Linked DNA regions of Homo sapiens: region 2 is linked to region 1. A link is a contact called in ENCODE Hi-C or POLR2A ChIA-PET data. All regions are on one chromosome and are shown on one strand. The core of a region is the stretch at or near the end of the contact, and the rest is flanking DNA. Distances in the headings are between cores, read along the strand shown.

The links. A loop is a pair of places that touch in the nucleus more often than their neighbours do. ChIA-PET counts read pairs that join two places held with the same protein, here RNA polymerase II (POLR2A). Pooled maps may share reads with other maps.
Region 2: a map of CD8-positive, alpha-beta T cell shows a loop between it and region 1 (9-fold over the local background). The contact joins the promoter of BLCAP here to the enhancer-like site in region 1. A Hi-C loop is called at or near these places in 3 of 168 maps with a recorded cell type or tissue (CD8-positive, alpha-beta T cell, gastrocnemius medialis and natural killer cell), 2 of 37 single-sample maps with no recorded cell type and 10 of 50 pooled maps. POLR2A ChIA-PET finds 5 or more read pairs at or near these places in 1 of 52 experiments (H1).

What each region holds. Positions count from the first base shown.
Region 1 is chr20:36,463,273-36,470,112 of GRCh38, forward strand. The region is part of intron 7 of DLGAP4 (DLG associated protein 4); the gene reads left to right. Among named protein-coding and RNA genes, the nearest start is that of MYL9, 75 kb to the right of the region's middle. RefSeq lists enhancers at 736-1,662, 1,663-2,588, 2,164-2,343, 4,363-4,412 and a silencer at 2,234-2,528. Within about 2 kb of position 1,884, at least 25 of the 41 ENCODE cell types and tissues checked have a DNase peak (open chromatin) inside an H3K27ac peak, as active enhancers do; they include CD8-positive, alpha-beta T cell, gastrocnemius medialis and natural killer cell, where a contact is called at or near this core.
Region 2 is chr20:37,526,439-37,533,185 of GRCh38, forward strand. BLCAP (BLCAP apoptosis inducing factor) reads right to left here and starts at 1,438. Exons shown (of 2, transcript NM_006698.4): 1 at 1,355-1,438. It also overlaps the pseudogene PPIAP3. RefSeq lists enhancers at 1-524, 1,242-1,959, 1,281-1,330, 1,421-1,730.

The DNA of each region.
Region 1 (6,840 bases), core at 634-3,133:
ATCTGTAAAAAGTGGATAATTGTGCTGGCCTCACACTGTTGTCATGATGATCAAATGAAACATCTGTAGACACGCTTTGTGAACTGTCAGCCTGTCTTTAAACAGCCCCATCGAGGGAGAGGAGCTTGCCCAAGGGTAAACAGCTGGCTGGCTCCTGCCAGAGCTGGGACAGGGATCCAGGACTAGGACATTACAGTCCAGGGCTCTTTAACCTCCTCCCCACTACCTGGTTATTCGAGAATGCACCTGCCCTTCCAATAGAGCAGGGAGACGGCTGTTTCTTAATTCAGGCCCCAATCCTGCTTGTTCTTTGTTAGTCCGTTTGTAAAGATAGATGGGCGTGCCCATCGGGATGTCTGTGCAGGGGGACAGTTGGATTTTCCATGTTCCATCCCATTGTTGTTTAAGGGTGGGCCCTGCTTGGACAGTGGCACTTGGAATAAAGTCACTTTGTAGTTGTGAGCCTTGGCTGCTTTTCCTGCTTCCCCTGTAGAGTAGGGGAACAAAGACCTCAGCCGAGAGAGGTTCTGCAGAGAGCTGGGGTTTGCTGTCAAGGAGCTTAGGATGTCCTAGAACTTTGGTGCAGGGAATGAGATCAGCTGTTCAAGCGCCTTGTCTTACAGATGAAGAGATGAGGCCCAGAAGGGCCAGGGACCCACAGAGGTTTGAGCCAGGACTTCTGGGTCCTGTTCCATGGCACTGCCTTTGAAGAAGTCACTGTCATGCTGTTATCACCTGCCCCTGGTGTATAATGACAATCTCTAACATCCTTTGACCTTTTTACTGTGTACGCTGTGCTTGGTGCTTTACTTCAGCTACTTGCAGTGGAAAAGAAGAAGGGCTTGGTGCCTGGCCTGGAAGTGAGGGGTGCAGGATCCCAGTTCCCACATCTCACCCACTTTTAGGGATGTCACTTTCCTTTGGGCTTCAGCTTCCTAATCCATAAAATGGGAATAACATTCCTTATCCTAAGACTGATTCTGAAATCATGGAATCCCTCAAGAATTGTGTGAGCAGCGGCTCACTCCTGTAATCCTAGCACTTTGGGAGGCCAAGGCAGGCAGGTCGCTTGAGCTCAGGAGTTCAAGACCAGCTTGGGCAACAAGACAAAACCCTGTTGCTCCAAAAAATACAAAAATTAGCTGGGTGTGGTGGCATGCGCTTGTATTCCCAGCTACTTGGAGGAGGCTGAGGCAGGAGGACAGCTTGAATCCAGAAGGTCAGGAGGTCGAGACTGCAGTGAGCTGAGATCATGCCACTGCACTCCAGCCTGGGTAACAAAATGAGACCCTGTCGACCGGGCGCGCTGGCTCACGCCTGTAATCCCAACACTTTGGGAGGCCGAGGCGGGCAGATCACTGGAGGTCAGGGGTTCGACATCAGCCTGGCCAACATGGTGAAACCCCGTCTCTACTGAAAATACAAAAATTAGCTGGGTGTGGTGGCACACGCCTGTAATCCCAGCTACTTGGGAGGCTGACGCAGGAGAATCATTTGAACCTGGGAAGCGGAGGTTGCAGTGAGCTGAGATTGCACCATTGCACTCCAGCATGGGTGACAAAAGCAAAACTCTGTCTCAAAAAAAAAAAAAGAAGAAACTGTTCCAGAGAGTAGAAACTCTGGGTTTCAGAACCACAAACGCCTGGTTTTAATCAGTCTCCATCATTCACTGCGTTTGTAATCTTGGGCAAATTATTTCTTTGAGCTTCAGTTTTCTTATCTGGACTCAAGATCTGTACTACAGGATTATGATGAGGATTAAATGAGATTATGTATTTTTTTTTAAATCTGGTGCACAGTAGGCACTTAATAAATGTGAACTTTCCCTTCCCAAAAACATCTGGGTGACTTTTCTCTTTGTAGGAACTAGACAGCCCAGTTCCCCCCCCATCCCCCCCACCCCCGCATGCCCTGTGGTTGGGGTTTAGATAACTAGGAAAGCACCTGTGGCTATTCTAATAGTAATAGGAGTGATCTTCTCATCTCTCCCAGGCTGTGTGAGGCATTGTGTAATCAGCCAGGCTCTTTCCCGACCATTGTTCTCCACCAACAGGCCTGGAAGTCGGAAGCCAGTGGAGTTCTCCCTGTTTCACAGGTGAATGAAAAATAGGGGGCCCAGAGAGAGACAAGGACCTGCTCAGGGGCCCACAGCCACAGCAGTGACAGGCAAACTTGTAGCCCAGGCCTCTTCTCCACAGCCCGCAGCGTTTCTCCAGGTTTATGGCTTCTGCCTGATAGCCTACCCCTCAGGCCGCCTTCCCTGGGTCTGTTCCCATCTGTTCTGGGAGGAGGGTTTTCTTGACATTTCCCCAGTCTCTGAGCTCATCTTGAATTTAAAAGGAGGCTATCTGGAGGCTGGGTGGGGACTGAGTCACCACCTCCCGTGGCTTTCTCATCCTGAGCAGCAACCAGACACACCCAGAGGGCCACTGCTGGAGACCTGCAGATTGTAAATGCCACACAGGCTTTCTTCCCAGAAGCTCAGATGGGCTCTTGCGGGAAGGCTGTCATCGTGGTTCTGTATGTATTTCTTCCTTCCCCTAGCCACTTTGAGAAGTTGTTGCCTGTCCTTTCCCGCTTCAGCCTTTATTAATGCTGTCCTCTTCCCCTATAGTGCCCTCTCTTCCCCTAGAGGCCCACACTGTCAAATGCCACCTCCCCCAGGAAGTTTGTCCTTGCTGGCTCTGGAGTCCCAGCAGGACTCCTGAGGATGCTTACGGCATGACCTTGGCAGGTCACGCCACCTTTCTGTGCCTCAGTTTTCTCATATATAAAATTTGGGTTTCTTGTCTTTATAAAGCTCCATCCCTAGACACTCTCATTTGGCAGGTCTTGGGGCAGGAATCACATGCCCCTAGGTTTTTAAACCAGCTCTCTAGAGGATGCTGGTGCTGAGAGCCTGTCGGCTGCAACCTGGGAAAAGCTGAACTGAGAGGACCCTGGTTTGCATGACAGCCTAGCTTGTTGCTGTGTGACCTTGGATTAGTCAGCTTTCTGTACCTCCGTTTTCCTCCCTATCAGATTGGGATGGAAATGAGAACTCGTGTAGTAACAGCCCCTCAATAAATGGCAGTCATCACCATCATCAGCTTTGTTTTGTGTGGGGATTGGTGGTTTTCAGAAGCAAGTCACCTTTCCCCTACTTGGTCCTGGCAGCAGGCACTGTCAAGTCAGACTGGGCCAGGGTGCAGGCTGTGGAATTGAACACCTGAGCAGGAATGAAGTCTAGTCCTTACAGGAATGTAATGAGGTTGATGAGGTGTGTGGTGTAAATCTCTCTCGGGTTCCCAGATTTCCCAGACCTGACTGTGGCTGCCTTTCCTCACTCAACCTGTGCTGGAATCAGCTGTGTTAACAGACAGACCCACCCATTCTTAGAAACCAAGGCTACCTTAAAGAGAAATACAAGCCACATTCTAGAGCTAAAACATGGCTGTTCCACAGCATGGAGGCAGGCCCAGGGACGGGTAGGGATGCCTAGGATCCCAGAGCAAGACTAGAGCCACATCTCTGCCTCCCTCCCCCGGGCTCCCTCGTCTCTGTACATCACTGGCCTGGAGCCCTGAGGTCTGGTTTGGCCAGTGAACAGTTTCCTCATGGGATAGGAGCAAGAGAAGTGGTCCCAAGTGGTCAAAGCGAGTCTCTCGCTCTTGCTCTCTCTCTCTCTCTCTCTGTCTCTCTCTCTCTCTCTCTGTCTCTCTCCTCTCTCTCTCTCTCTGTCTCTGTCTCTCTCTCTCTCTCTCTCCTCTCTCTCTCTCTCTCTCTCTCTCTCTCTCTCTCTCTCTCTCTCTCCCCCCCCCTTCTCTCGGCCCTGCCTTCCTAGCCCTGGGCCAGGCTCTGAGAGGATGGGGATTAATAGACAGACAAGGCGTCTCTGCCCTGAGGAACTTATGGTCTGACAAGAAGACAAGCCTACAATTATGAGAGACTGTGTGACACTCTGTAATTAAGCGTCTGCTGAGGAAAAGCATTGTCTGAGAAGGAAGAAGTGAGCATGAGCCAGAGGAAACAAGAGCCCTTTGAGGGGAGCTGGATTTGCAGAGGCAGAGGGTGGTGCCGACATTCCAGGGAGGTGGGTGCAGAGGGCATGGCTGGATGATAAGTGTGCATTTAGGGAAACAGCAGTATGCTAGTTTTGCTGAGGCATCAGGGCTCTGGCTGGAAAATCTGGGTGGAGCCAGGAGGTTGTAGGCAGTGTTAAACAGCTGAAAAGCAGAGGCACTGGGGAGGCATGGAAGGTTTTAGAGCAGAGGTAGCACAACTGGAAGACTTTCCAGAGGATGAATCAGGCTGGGTAAATTGGAATGAATAAAAATCACAACAGGGAGGAGGCTTTGCAGGCATCCAGATGACACAAGAGGGTGAGGTTTGGGTGGGGCCCATGGGAGTGGGAAGAGCCAATTGGGGTAGCAGAGGATGCTGTGCTCCCTTAGGAAAGCTTGGCCAGCGCTCTGATGGGCCAGAAGGGAAAATGTTGGGTGTTGCTGGTTTGGGGCAGGAAGTAGCAGTCTGAGCACATTTCTTGTACACCTGCTGTTTGCCTGGCTCTGCGCCAGGGGCTCCACAAGGGCGCTCATGAAATCTGTACAATAAGCCAGAGGCAGATGGACTTCCCATCCCTGTTTTGCAGATAAGGAAAAGGTAGCTCAGGCCCAAGGCCAACTGTCTCCAAACCGTGTCTCTTCCCACAGCTCAGCTCTGCTTCTTGGAAAGGGAACTCCTGCTTTTAGGGTCCCAAGGGGCTGAGCCTTCTTTCCCTTTAATTAGGAGCAAGCACATTTATCCTAAAAGCCCACAAATCTTGCTTTCTAAGGATCCTGAAGGTCAGGGTGCCAGTTTAGAATTCCTTAAAGGTGGAAGAGTCAGAGGAGCTAGGGACCCTCACACAAGCAGTTTTACACACTGGACTGTGAGAAGGTTCCGGAGTTGTGCTGTGTATATGTCCAGTCTGATAGTAGGCATGTCCACCACTGGGTCTGTTGGAATTCTCAGCCAGCCCCCACCAGAGAGGGGCCCAGCCAACGCAATCAGTCACCCACAAAGGCGGGAAGGGACTTGTCTCCAAGGTGCCTTGCACAGGAGAGCCAAGTGACGGAGGCTAGGACTCATTTCTCAGGCTGCAGCCAGGAATCCCCAGTGGGCAGAGGGAAAGGGAAGGGGACTAGTGCTTACACAGTGGCTACCATGGGAGGCAGCAGTGGTTGGTCCCAGTGTACAGCCAGGAAATTGATGGCTTGGCCGAGGCCTCCCAGCCAATCATTCTCTCTGTGTGCAGCCCACACTCCTCTGAACACAAACTTGGTCATGAGGCAGAGCAACCACATGGCAGGCACAGCCTCCAGGTGCCCCTCACCCTGCTGGTCCCTTGCCTCCAGCAAACACCCAGCATCTGTATGCCAGTTTGCTTTGGCAGATACTCTGAGCCCAGTGGTATGCAGGGTACAATTGTAACTGTAACCGTGTTCGTCATACCAAAATCTGGACAAAGGTTTTGAGAGATTTTTTGCTCCTTTGGAACAGAGGTGGCCTGAGAAATGCTATTTGGACTTTGGAACAGTGGACTAGAGTGACCTATGCTGTCCCTTTCCATTGTAGTAATTCATTTGATGACCATCTGGAGCCAGTTGCTTTCTCGTAAATTTGCTCATTCTCCCGTATATTCATTCTTTTTGTTTTGTTTCAGCACGTTGGTTCTGGATCTTTAATATTTGTTTAGTTTGTTTTGATTTGCAGAGCACTTTCATACACATTATCTCAGTAGATCTTTATCCAACTTTGGAAAGTATTACTATTCTTATCATCCTTGTTTTTCAGAAGAGGAAACTGAGGTTCACTGGTAGAAAGAGGCTTGACCAAGCTCACTGTGGCTGAGCTACTTATTCAATAAATATTTATTAAGTGCTGCTCTGTGCCTGGCAGTGAGCTGGCCCTGGGGAAACACTGACAGACAGAGCTGCCTTAAAGACTTAGTTTCTGACCTCCCAGAGTCTGCAGCAGCAGCACACCGAGATCTAGCCAGGATCCACCCCAGGCTCCTAACCTGCATCCTGGGCCCTCTCCACTTCAGGTCCCTGTAGTTTGGGCCTGTGGCTTAGGTCTAGACTGTTGCAGCCCGTGAGCCCTTATCCTGGAGCATCTTGGTATAAAGCAAGCCAAGGCATAAGTCTCTGCAAACCGAACTTCAAAAGTAACAAAAGAGGCTGGGCATGGTGGCTCACGCATGTAATCCCAGCACTTTGAGAGGCTGAGGCGGGCGGATCACCTGAGGTCAGGAGTTCGAGACCAGCCTGGCCAACATGGCAAAACCCAATCTCTACTAAAAATACAAAAATTAGCCGAGCGTGGTGGAACATGCCTGTAATCCCAGCTACTCAGGAGGCTGAGGCGGGAGAATTGCTTGAACCCGGGAGGTGGAGGTTGCAGTGAGCCGAGATCGCGCCATTGCACTCCAGCCTGGGCAACAGAGCAAGACTCTGTCTCAAAAAAAAAAAAAAAAAAGTAACAAAAGAGGTCTTCAGGAATGGCTTAATTATTAACAGGGTGAGGAAGGGCATCTCAGCAGAAGGCCATCTGCTCCTTCTCCCTGGGGGAACGTTGCCCAAGGGCTGCTTTACCTAAGATCCTTGTGTGAATTTTCTGCAGCCTCCAAATATTTGATTACACTCTGCACAGGTGTGGAGCTCTATGGCCATGTGCTGAGCTGGGGACCCTCCCCACCTCCTTTAATATTAAATGAGATGAAATAAAGTAAGGTCCTAGGATAGCAGGTCTGAAAAGGACTCTGGCCCAGCCCCTTCCTTTCCCATGAGTAGGAACTAAATCTCGGAGGAAAGGGACTTG
Region 2 (6,747 bases), core at 188-2,687, 1.1 Mb after region 1:
TATCCTCCCCTCCCCGACTTGCCCTCCCACAGGGCCCATGCATGCCCCAGCAGGATCCAGATTCCTGAGCATTTCCAGAGCAGGAAGTCAGAGAGGCAGGCAACGCGTGGTTCTTGGTATATCGCACAGGGACAGGCTTGAAATGGAATGCATGTGTTTCAAAGATAGGAGAACAACAACAAAAAAAGACAGTCTAACCCAGATTCCTCTTTGAAACAACATATTACAGATTAAAGGTTAAACTGTTTTTGGCAGCAACTCTAACAAGACTAATTTCAGATATGGAATTGACCTGGTCACTGGAAACCGACCAGGCTTCCCGTGATCAAATCTTTTAACAGATTTGCTTGACATTAATTAGTCTCTGATTTAAAACAAACAAGCAAACAAGATCTAACACTTGGCATTAGCACTTAAGCTGGAACTTTTTTTTGGTCCCAGCTTTGGTGTTGCCGTCCAGAAGGCTGACGGGATGACTGGACCATGTCAGGCAGGGCAGAGAAGCCGTCCCCAACACACCAGTTCCCTGAAAGGGATAGACGATCCAAACCTATAAACAGAAAGGCTGTTTCTTTCCGAGGACAGACCCCAGTCTCCCAACATTCGGCGATGAAATGGGACACGGAGGCCTGGAAGGAAACTAAAGGAGATTTGGAAAGGGGAAGGAAAAAACAACTGTCCCCCATCCCCCATGCTTCCTTTCCAGGCCATTAGTGCGCCAGGCATTCCGTTCCTTCAGCTGCCCTTGAGGGCCACTCCCCACGTCTATAGAAGGAAAGGGAAGGGATGTCCACCCTTGATGTAAAGTTGGAGGGAGTAAGAAGCGCCCGCGACTCTTAGCAGAGCGTCAGCCTATCACCCCAGACACCGAAGCGGAGCCTCAGGAGACCCTCTCTCCCCTCACCCCCACGTCCCCCCACCTCCCCCCCAAAAAAGCAACTAAAGCAACGCAACTAAACTGATGGGGACAGAATGACAGGCCTCTCACAAGCTGGGCACCCTGCCGTGGAACCCGGGGCTGCAGAGATGGTGGTCGCGCTCCCAGCCCCGTGCCCCCGGCTCTGCCTGTCTCATCCTGCAAGGGCGCTGACCTTGGACAAGGCCAGAGCCAGCACCCAGGAGTACTATGACCCACCTCCGGGCTGGGAAGGGACCCCCCAAGGCCCAGGCTAGGTCCAATCACGGCAATCACCTGAAGCCGGACAGGGGCGCCCTGCCTTCCCGGGGTATGCGGAAGGAAAACCCCAGTGACGGGGACCCGGCGACGCCTAAGGTGACCCAGAAGGGACAATATGGCGGCGCGGCCGCATGGAGGGCCTCTCATCCCGCCCCAAGCAGGTTGACGCCACGGTACCTGCAAGCCCTGCCATGGCGCCGCCGCCACTGTCGCCGTCTGCCGCAGCCTGCCTCCACCTCAGCTCGCCACCGACGCCGCAGGAAGCCGGGGAGACGCCCCCTTAGTCTTCTAGTCGAGCCGGCCGAGGACCCATCCTGGGATCGGGCTGTCTACCGCAAACGCCTGATCACAAGGTCCGAAGTGGGGGCTCATCCTCGCCCCATTTCCCGTAAATATCAGCCACAGACCACCTTTGAGGACTTTGTATGCACTTTTACAAAACTCTGGGAGCCCCGAGATCTTCAAGCCCGAATAATTTTTATCAGGCGCAGTGTGGACAGCCCCGAAGCGCGGCCGGGTCCCCTCATGCATATGCAGCAGATTGTGATCCTTACTCCGTGAGCGCTGGGCGGGCCGGGTTGTGTTCATGTTGGTGAACCCGCTTCGTTCTTGCCCGCGTGGATGGTCCGTGGACTCCGGGAAAACCTTCTCGTGGCTCAAAGTCCACCCCCTCCCTAGCGTTTCATCATGCAGCCAAGGCTCAGGAGCTGAAAGGTCCGGGCTCAGAACTTGGGACTGCCTTGGGTCAGGCCTCGGCTCCCCCACTTGCCCCGTACCTTGGGCCAGCGAGCCCCTCGCCCACCCCGACCCGGCTTCTGTTGAAATGCCCACCTTAGGGCTTTTATGAGGCTTGAATGAGTCCGTGTAGTCATTTATTAGCTAATTAAGCATATTCCTTGGGCGCTTACTGTACCCAAGCGCAGTGCTAAGGGCAGGTAGAGTCGGTAACCTGGGTCTGTCCCTGACCTCAAGGCACTGCCAGTCTAATGGCGGGTAGGCGGGGAGACAGTCATATAATCACTGTATATTAGTGACTTTAATCAATACATAATTACACATCATGGGAAGTGCTGTGAGAAGAAGTAGAGAGTGTTAGGAGAAATTAATGGAGTACTAATGTAGGGAAAGGGTGGAACCTCCTTGGGAAGATGGCATTTAGGTTGAGAAACAAAGGACGATTAGGGTAAGAGTGAGAGGGGAAATGTTCTAGGCAGAAAGAACATTTGTCCCAGATCTGGAGCTGGGAAGCGGCAGAGTTGGGGTGAGGTGAGCACAGAAGAAAACAGGTCAGCTACATACTGAATTTGGCTTTTCTCTTGAGAGTCAGGGAAGCCATTTTCATCAGGAAGAGGATAGCAAATTAGGATTTCTGAAAGGCCACCCAGGCCGCATGGCTTGGAAAGCACTCAGGAGTGGGTGTAGGCAGACCAGTTAGGAGGTGGTTGCAGCTTTCCAGACAAAAGCCAATGCTGACTCAGACAGGGTGGTAGCTTGGGGAGGTGAAGGGAAGGGTGGAAGATTGGACTTGGGTGGATGTGGAGGCATTGGCAATAACTCCTCGCTAGGTTTTAGCCTTGAGTAAATGAAAGGGTAAAAGATTCCTTGACCAAGACAATAAAGCCTGAAAGAGGAACGGACTGAGGGGGAAGATCAAGTTCGGCTTTGAGAAGTTAAGTTTGAAATGTCGGGGCAACATGCAGGCAGAGAGGGTGAGTAGGCAGGTTTATGTGACACAGAAGCTGCGAACGGAGGCTGGGGCAGGAGATACATATTTGGGGGCCATCAATACAAAGGTCATGGTGCTGGGTGAGAACGCAAGTGAAAGAAGGTGGAGAGAAAAGAAGAGGAGGATCCGGGAAAGGAGACTAAGAAGCAGTGGCCAGTGGGGTAGAAAGAGGACCAAGTGAGTGTGGGTCCTAGAGAGGAGGTTTCAGGAAGGAGGGAGTGCTCAGTGGGGCTGATGCTGTTGAGAACAGAAATGGAGCCGTTGGGGTTTGGGAATAAAGAAGGTTGGTGGACTGTATCTTTTATGTTGCAAGTTAAACACACAACTACATCAAGTGGCTTAAAAAAATAAGTAGCCTGCCACTCAGTGGCTAGGCAGTGTCATCAAGGACTGAGGTTCATTTTATCTTCTGTCCTTGTGCTGGTTTATGCTCATGGCCACAAGATGGCTATCCAGTTCCTGAGGTCACATCCAAAGCAAGGAGATGTCCATTTCTCCTCCAGCTGAGACTCAAAACAGGCCTGAATGTGGCCTCCCACCATCCTGCTGCTTACAGGCTAAAGGATCAATGCATCCATGGCAGCCACACCCAGTATCCAACACTGAATGACAAGAGGAGTCTTGTAGTGGAAGCTCTTGTTTAGAAAAAGAGAGAGCTGGCTTTGCAGATGCCGCTGGGATCCCCATACTATCAGCCATGGTCAGCCCCACCTTGTTCTTTGACATCACTGTCGATGACGCGCCCTTAGGCCCCTACTCCTTCGAGCTGTTTGCAGACAAGATTCCAAAGACAGCAGAAAACTTTCGTGCTGTGAGCACTGGAGAGAAAGGATTTGGTTAAAAGGTTTCCTGCTTTCACAGAATTATTCCAGGATTTATATGTCAGGGTGGTGACTTCACATGCCATAATGGCACTGGTGGCAAGTCCATCTGTGGGGAGAAATCTGATGATGAGAACTTCATCCTAAAGCATACAGGTCCTGGCATCTTGTCCGTGGTAAATGCTGGACCCAACACAAACGGTTCCCAGTTTGTCATCTGCACTGCCAAGACTGAGTGGTTGGATGGCAAGCATGTAGTCTTTGGCAAGGTGAAAGAAGAAAGAAGGCATGAAGATCGTGGAGGCCATGGAGCGCTTTGGGTCCAGGAATGGCAAGACCAGCAAGAAGATCACCATTGCTGACTGTAGACAACTCCAATAAGTTTGACTTGTGTTTTATCTTCACCACCAGACCATTCCTTCTGTAGCTCAGGAGAGCACCCTTCCACCCCATTTGCTCCCAGTATCCTAGAATCTTTGTGCTCTCGCTGCAGTTCCCTTTGGGTTTCATGTTTTCCTTGTTCCCTTCCATGCCCAGGTGGATTGCAGAGTTTATGATTATGAAATAAAAACTAACAAAAAAAGAAAAAGAGAGCTGAATGTTGAGAGGCTGTGGAGCAACAAATTCTTGCAGTGCTGACGGCAGAGCAAATTGGTACAGCCACTTTGGAAAACCAGCATCTACAAAATCTAAACATACACCTATGCTGTGATCTAGAATTTCCACTCCTAGGTATGTACCCGAGAGAAATGAGTGCCTATGTTTACATGGAGACTTGTGCAAGAATGTTCATAGCAGACTTATTCATAGCTCAAATTGGAAATAGTTCAATGTCCATCACTGGAGAATGGATAAATTGTGGCATGTTCATGCAATGGAATACTGTGTTTTACATATAAAAGAACAAACTACTGTTACATGTAATAGCACCAGTTAATCTCACATATAGTATGTGGACTAAAAGAAGCCAGATACAAAACAGTACATACCATATGAATCCATTCATATAAAGCTCAACTAATCTATAGGGTTAGAAATCAAAATGGTAGTTACCTGGGTCAGGTCAGGAGTAGGGATGGGAAAGGAGCAAGAGGAGCTTTTCTGGGATGCTGGAAGGATTATATCTTCTTCTGGCTGGTGATTATGTAAGTGAAAATTCATCAAGTAAAAATTCACCATAAGACTAGGGGACTTCGGGAGGCAGAGGCTGCAGTGAGCCAAGATCGTGCCACTGCTCTCCAGTCTGGGCGACAGAATGAGACCCTGTTTCGGGGGAAAAAGAAAGAAAGAAAGAAAAAAGACTGGGGGCTTTATATACTTTACGTATGTTATACCTCAAGAAAAATAGAAGAAAGGGGCTGGGTGTGGTGGCTCACGCCTGTAATCCCAACACTTTGGGAGGCCAAGGCAGGTGGATCATGAGATCGGGAATTTGAGACCAGCCTGGCCAACATGGTGAAACCCTGTCTCTACTAAAAATATAAAAATTAGCTGGGTGTGGTGGCACGCGCCTGTAATCCCAGCTACCCGGGAGGCTGAGGCAGGAGAATCACTTGAACCTGGGAGGTGGAGGTTGCAGTGAGCCAAGATGGCACCACTGCACTCCAGCCTGGGCGACAGAGCGAGATTCCATCTCAAAAACAGAAACAAGAAAAATGGAAGAAAGGAAGGGGTCCTGCCATCCCATGGAATGTGACATGCTGCTAAACAAGGATCAGGTCTGTTTTGCGGGATACCACCTTCCAGTAACTTCAGGCTGAGTGTTAGCATGTACAAGGCCTCAGTGGCCAGCCCTTTCTCCCTGGGGCCCAGAAAACTGGGGAAGCTGAGGCAGGGCTTCTAATGCACATGGAACTCGCTCCTGCTCAGCTGGACCCTTTCCCCTCTGTCCTCAAGATTGCTCCACCTTCCCAGCTCAGTTCCAGGCTGTGGAAACACCATCAACACCGGCTTTGACTTGAGAGACCTGGAAGGTCATTCTGCCCTAAAATTTTGCTGAGCCAAACTCAACTTCCTACCAAGGCTTCCCCAACTTGCTCCCACCCACCAGACACCTGGAGTCACCCATGACTCCTGCTCCCTCTTGCTCCATACTCCTCAACTCTTGCCCATTGCTCCTGAATTTCCTTTAGGCCTTTTCTGTCCCCACTGCCAAAGTTTGGTCCAGGCCACCATCCCTTCTCCCCTGAACCCTGCAGCAACCTCCTCACTGGTCTCTCTGCTGCCTGTCTCACCCAGAACCTTCATCTTCCACCCAGGATGATTTTTTCTTTTTTTTTTTTGAGACGGAGTCTTACTTTGTAGCCCAGGCTGGAGTGCAGTGGTGCGATCTCAGCTCACTGTGACCTCTGCCTCCCAGGTTCAAACGATCCTCCCACCTCAGCTTCCCCAAGTAGCTGGGAGTTCAGGTGCACACCACCAAGCCCAGCTAATTTTTGTATTTTTAGTAGAGGTGGGTTTCACCATGTTGGACGGGCTGGTCTCAAACTCCTGACCTCAGGTGATCAGCCTGCCTGGCCTCCCAAAGTGCTGGGATTACAGGAATGAGCCACCATGCCTGGCCCAGGATGATCTTTGTAAAATGACCTTGTCACTCTTCTTGAGGTGGTGTCCCCTGTCCCCTGTCCTCATCTGTCAAGATCTTCCCCAGTCTTTAAAGGCCCAGATCAAATGCCACCTCCTCCATGAAGCCTTTGCATTCATTCATCAAATATTTTTTGGTTACCTAAAATGTGCCAGGCACTGTGCTAGGCATGGAAGATAGAAAAGAGAATAAGAGCTGGGCACAGTGGCTCGTGCTTGTAATCCCAACACTTTGGGAGGCCGAGGCAGGTGAATCACTTGAGCTCAGGAGTTTGAGACCAGCCTGGGTGACATGGTGAAACCTTGTCTCTACAAAAAATAAAAATAAAAAAATTAGCTGGGCGTGGTGGTGCGCATCTGTGGTCCTAGCTACTTGGGAGGCTGAAGTGGGAGGATTGCTTGAGTCCGGGAAGTTGAGGCTGCAAGTGAGTCATGATCAT